2 separate regions of the Homo sapiens genome follow, and region 2 is linked to region 1. The links are chromatin loops, found by intact Hi-C in ENCODE. Cell type or tissue: gastrocnemius medialis. All regions are shown on one strand. Each heading gives the region's core, and the rest is flanking DNA. Links, peaks and the distances in the headings are about the cores only.

The links. A loop is a pair of places that touch in the nucleus more often than their neighbours do. Peaks named below come from ENCODE experiments on the same cell type or tissue, not always from the same donor. Only the 100,000 strongest peaks of a DNase experiment are listed, where the experiment ranks them.
Region 2: it touches region 1 in a loop (2.0-fold over the local background); 3 of 110 quality-filtered maps call a loop at or near these places.

Annotation. Positions count from the first base shown.
Region 1 is chr18:6,599,380-6,602,296 of GRCh38, reverse strand. All of the region lies in intron 2 of LOC107985176 (a long non-coding RNA gene), which reads left to right. It also overlaps the pseudogene RN7SL282P. Among named protein-coding and RNA genes, the nearest start is that of LINC01387, 89 kb to the right of the region's middle. In gastrocnemius medialis, for the core only: no CTCF peak of the experiment used is centred there; a DNase peak (open chromatin) is centred at 1,312.
Region 2 is chr18:6,653,348-6,656,264 of GRCh38, reverse strand. No RefSeq gene overlaps it. Among named protein-coding and RNA genes, the nearest start is that of ARHGAP28, 75 kb to the left of the region's middle. In gastrocnemius medialis, for the core only: no CTCF peak of the experiment used is centred there; no DNase peak of the experiment used is centred there.

The DNA of each region.
Region 1 (2,917 bases), core at 330-2,829:
GTGTCTAACAGGGATCCTGCGAGGACAGAGATGTTATTCTACTTAATATTGGTTCTGTCACTCTCAGCTGATGATCTTGTCTCTTGCTGGAAACAACAGAAACAGTTAGGACGGAGCTTATAGATGCTTCTTAAAAATTTTTTAAGAGATAGGGTCCAGACCGGGTGCAGGGGCCCACGCCTGTAATCCTAGCACTTTGGGAGACTGAGGCGGTCAGATCACCTGAGGTCAGGAGTTCCAGATCAACCTGGCCAACATGGCAAAACCCTGTCTCTACTAAGAATACAAAAATTAGCTGGGTGTGGTGGTGCACGCCTGTAATCACAGCTACTTGGGAGGCTGAGGCAGGAGAATCGCTTGAACCCAGGAGACAGAGGTTGCAGTGAGCCAAGATTGCACCATTGCACTCCAGCCTGGGCCACAAGAGCGAAACGCCACCTCAAAAGAAAAAAAAAAAGAGAGAATTAGGTCTGGCTATGTTGCTCAGGCTGGAGTGTAGTGCCTATTCACAGGCAGGATCACAGTACTGATCAGTATGGGAGTTTTGACTTGCTCTGGTTTTGACATGGGCTGGTTCACCCCTCCTTAGGCAACCTTATGGTTTCTGCTCCTGAGAAGTCACCATATTGATGCCAAACCTAGTGTAGACACTTGATTGGCATAGCACACTACGGCCCAGGGCTCCTGGGTTCAAGCCCGTCTCGGGCTTCGGTCTTCCAAGTAGCTGGGACTACAGATGTGTGCCATCACGCCCAGCAGAACTCATACATGCTTCTTGGAGCAAACTTATTACCCACCTGCAACTGTGTTCTACCCTCAATACTATGAAAGCACGGGCTTGTCTCTGGCCACACCCTCTCATCTACTACAGGACAACATTTCCTGCCTATGAATCATCAGGTTTTCTCCCTATCCCCATAAGAATAATAAAATGCTAATAACAGCACTTCACCCATCTCACTAAAAAAAAATCTATCTCCCACTACTGTCCAATTTCTGTTGCATTTTACAGCAAAATTGCTTTAAAGAATTGTGTGTCCTCTGTCTATACTTCTCCTCTTCCCGTTCTCTCTTGGACAGATTCTCATCACTATCACTCCACGGACACTGCTGTCAGTGAGGCCATGGTGGCCTCCATGTTGCCAGATCCAATGTTCTGTTCTCAGTCTTCATCATATTGATCTACTGGCAGCATTGATTGTAAGTAATCAATCTCTTTCTTGAAATGCTTTGTTCATTTGACTTCCAGAGGACTCTCTCCTTTCCTATTTCCCAACTGGGGCTGCTTCTCTGACTCCTGCTGCACCTGGCCGTCTTCCCAATTTCCAAATACTGGAGTACTCCAGGTCTCAGTGCTCTCTTCCAACTACCCTCACGCCTTCTGTAATGTTGTCCAGCTCCAGAGCTTTACAAATAAACTGCAAGCTGGCAATTCTCAAATTTATATCTCAAGCCCAGACTTCACCTCTGAATTCTGGAATCATATTCCCAGATGATTACTCAAGTCCATCACTGGGATTTCTAACAGGCATCTCTAACTTACAATGTCCAGAATTAAACTTTTGGTTGTTTTCTTTTCTCTCTCTTTCTTTTTTAACTCCTAAACAAGTTCTTTCTGAGATCGCATCTTCATAAAATGGTGCCTCTGTGTGTTTCAGTGCTTGGTCCAAAACCTCATTGATTTACCTCATACCTCACCTGCAATTCACCGACAATCCTGTTGGCTCTTCCTTCAAAGTAGATTCAAAATCTGAGGATTTCTCGTCCGTTTCACCTCTATCTTGCAAGCCACTGTTCTATGCCACTTATACCCTTGCCACGCAAAGGGTGGTCTGTGGCCCAGCAGCCCCAGCTTGCCTGGGTGCTTGTTAGAAATGCGAGATCTCAGTCTCACCTCCAACAGAATGAATCAGAATGACATTTTCTGTCAATGCCCAGGTGGTTCATTTGTATGTTACGGTTAGATGTGCTCTGACCTAAACTACAGTGACAGTCCGCGATTGTCTTCTGTCTTTGCCACTCTTTATCCTATTTTTCTGACTGATACAGCAGTTAGAGAGATCTTTAAAAAATATAAGTGTGGGGTCGGGTGCGGTCACTCACGCCTGTAATCCCAACACTTTGGGAGGACAAGGTGGGCAGATCACGAGGTCAGGAGATCGAGACATTCCCGGCCAACGTAGCAAAACCCCATCTCTACCAAAAATACAAAAATTAGCTGGGTGTGGTGATGCACACCTGTAATCCCAGCTACTCGGGAGGCTGAGGCAGGAGAATCGCTTGAACCCAGGAGGCGGAGGTTGCAGTGAGCCAAGATCGTGCCATTGCACTCCAGCCTGGGTGACAGAGTGAGACTCTGTCTCAAAAAAAAAAAAAAAAAAATATATATATGTATATATATGTCCGAGGATGTCACTCTTTTGCCCCAGCCCTCCAATGGCTTTTCCTTCCCTGGGGCGGGGGAGGGGGTAGGGGGGCGGGCAGGATGCTAATGTTCCTAATGGCCCCTAAGCTTCACTTTAATCCATGTCCCTACCTTCTGACCTCATTTCCTACTAGTCTTCCCCTTGATCACTTCACTTCAGCCATGGTGGCCTCCATGACACCTCCGCTATCCCACCTACTAGACAGAAAACTCACAAACTTCAGGATCTTTGCCCTTGTTTCCTGGAACCTCTTCCCCAGATATGGACAACTTATTCCTTCACTTCATTCAGATCTGTTCAAATGACATCTTTATAGCAGAGGCCTTTCATGACATTCTAAATAAAATAATATCCCTCTGTTACTCTCCATCCCTTTTCCTTATCTTATTTTCTGCATATTTCTTTATATCATATACTTATTTGTTTATTGCTACTGTCTGCTCATTAGAATGTAAGTTCCATGAAGTCAGGGACTTTTGCTATTGTGTTAA
Region 2 (2,917 bases), core at 181-2,680, 54 kb before region 1:
CTTCCAGGGTTTTTATAGTTTTAGGTTTACATTTAGGTCTTTAATTCATCTTGAGTTGATCTTTGTATAAAAATAACTTTGTGTAAGAAATGGGTCGGGTTTCAATCTTCTGCATATGGCTATCCAGTTATCCCAGCACCGTTTATTGAATAGAGAGTCCTTTCCCCATTGCTTGTTTTTGTCAGCTTTGTTGAAGATCTTACTTGTGGTCTTACTTCTGGGATCTGTATTCTATTCCCTTGGTTTATGTATCTGTTTTTGTACCAGTACTATGATGTTTTAGTTACTGTAGCCCCAGCTTCATTCTTTTTGCTTAGGATTGCCTTGGCTGTTTCAGCTCTTTTTTGGTACCATATAAATTTTAAGATCGTTTTTTCTAGTTCTGTGAAGAATATCATTGATAGTTTGATGGAAACAGCGTTGAGTCTATAAATTGCTTTGGGCAGTCTGGCCATTTTAACCATATTGATTCTTCCTATCGATGAGTATGGATTGTTTTTCCATTTGTTTGTGTCATCTCTGATATTTTTCAGCAGTGTTTTTTAGTCTTCATTGTAGAGATCTTTTACCTCCCTGGTTAGTTGTACTCCTAGGTATTTTATTCTTTCTGTAGCAATTGTGAATGAGACTGAATTCCTGATTTGGCTCTCAAGGAGGAGTGAAGAGTGTAAATGTAGGGTTGTGGTGAGTCTGCCTGCCTGGCCGAGGATCCATGCAGGTGGGGTTGTCCAGTAGGCAGTTAAATGTGCATACCCGGTGCTCTGGAGATACAGATGTGGAAGTCACCAGCCTGTATGCACATCACCTTCTACAAAATGCTGTTCAAGTATAGGTTCTATCTTAATGGCATGTGATCTGTTCATATACTAGTGAAGCTCTAATCCAGGCAGGTCATTAAGTTTACATTCCTCTCCAGAACTATGATTCTGGGATGCTATGTTTCAGTGTTTTTTTTTTTTTTTTTTTTTGAGATAGAGTTTCCCTCTGTCACCCAGGCTGGAGTACAGTGGTGTGATCTTGGCTCACTGCAACCTCCGCCTCCTGGGTGCAAGCGATTCTCCTGCCTCAACCTCTTGAGTAGCTGGGATTACAGGCACCCGCCACCACACCCGGCCAATTTTTGTATTTTTGGTAGAGCTGGGATTTCACCATATTGGCCAGGCTGGTCTTGAGCTCCTGACCTCAGGTTATCCGCCCACCTTGGCCTCCCAAAGTGCTAGGATTACAGGCGTGAGCCACCACACCTAGCCCAGTTTTCCTTTTTGTCTTTCACTCCTTAGGAAAAGAATTGGTTAAAACATTTCCTTTATGTTCTTGAATTTCTCATCTGCTTTCAAAGAACTAAGCATATTGTTATGGAAGAAACGTCCCCTTTTAAAAATAAACCTGTAAACACACATAAAGGCCTATAAAAATCAAATAAAACAAACACATAGTCTGTCTTGTTGCCACCATATGGTTTTGGTATTTCACCCAAAATAGGCTGTAATAAATTCAGATTGAGAACTCTAACTCTACCCTCCTATTATTAATCCTTGCTGTCATAGAAATTCATGGTTTGGGAAAAGTCTCTGGTTTATAGAGGGCTGAGATGCTTATTAATGTGAATGACCAGATCTGCAGAACCTCCATATTGGGAGGGAAAGATGGAAGAAGCAATCTACATCCTAGGCAAGCTCAGCTAAGGAGAGCAGACAGAAATACAAGCCGAAATCATGTAGTGGGAGGGAATTGATGCCAATATGCCCTGCTAGAGCCCTGTGGTCTTCTGATTACAAAGGGGTAGCCTGCATTCTACACAATGGAGAGTACTGCAGAAATCTTACGAACAACTGCTAAAAAGCAATGCATAGAAAATATTCAATATTAATTTGTATGTCAAAATGTTCCCAATTTTTGTTCTAAAAATAGATAACCTCCAGGTCAACGAAGTGGGTCATTTAAAGCATTTCTGTTTGCAAATTTCACTGCCTCCCACTACCTTCTTTTTCTTTTTTCATCTAGACTTTTGCTCTGTGAGATCTGCTTGCACTGTTGTAAGCAAGCCCACTGCAGAGAAGGACCTTGGCATTTGTCTCATCTGGAAGAGTGTGGCCAGGGCACCATGAGCCAGGTGACCTCTGGGCATGAGCTCAGGCACATAGTCTCCCTTCCAGTCTAGCTCCACCTGGGCCCGGGTGCCAGTGAGACCTTGCACCCTCACTCCTAACTTGCCCCAGTGTTGGCTGAGTTCCAGGGCAGCCAGCCAGGCTTTGCTTCCTTTCTCAACTATAACTCTGCTCCTGAATTCCTACCCCTGAATTTTGTTACAGCTCCTTCCTTCCCTCCTTCCCCGACAGTTGTTCTCCCACCTGTGGGAAACCCCAAGGACAGCCTCCCACAAGCAGTCAGTTCAGGAACTGCTGCTGAATGAATCTCTGGCTTGGGAGATGAGTTTGGCCTATCCAGAGAAGACTCACTCTAGAAAGCCACTTTCTCAATCAACAGCACCATCTAATAAAAGTCTGGAAGTTTGCTGCAGCATCTCAAACCTAATGATGTAAGGCTTAAAGGATACCTGGATTCCAATAGCCAGATTTGCTATTTTGCAAGATAAATCAGGAACCTGATTAGAGACATGTAATTAGAGGCACATTTAAATCTAAACAGCCATATTTAAGCACCATTCTGCAAGGGATGCTATTTTCTGAAAAGCCACTCTGGGTGCCAGATTCCACATCAATTGCTCTTTAAAGAATGAAGATAGACGAATAAAGACGGGAAAATGTGAGTTGTCACAAAATCACCTTACCAGATAACATTCAACTGGACATCTCACTCTTGCAGACTGCCACAATGCTGATCATTAAATGAGTCTCAGCTTTCGGCAACGTGGCCTCTTTTGAATGACATGCTTTTCAAGAAGGTTCTCAATTCT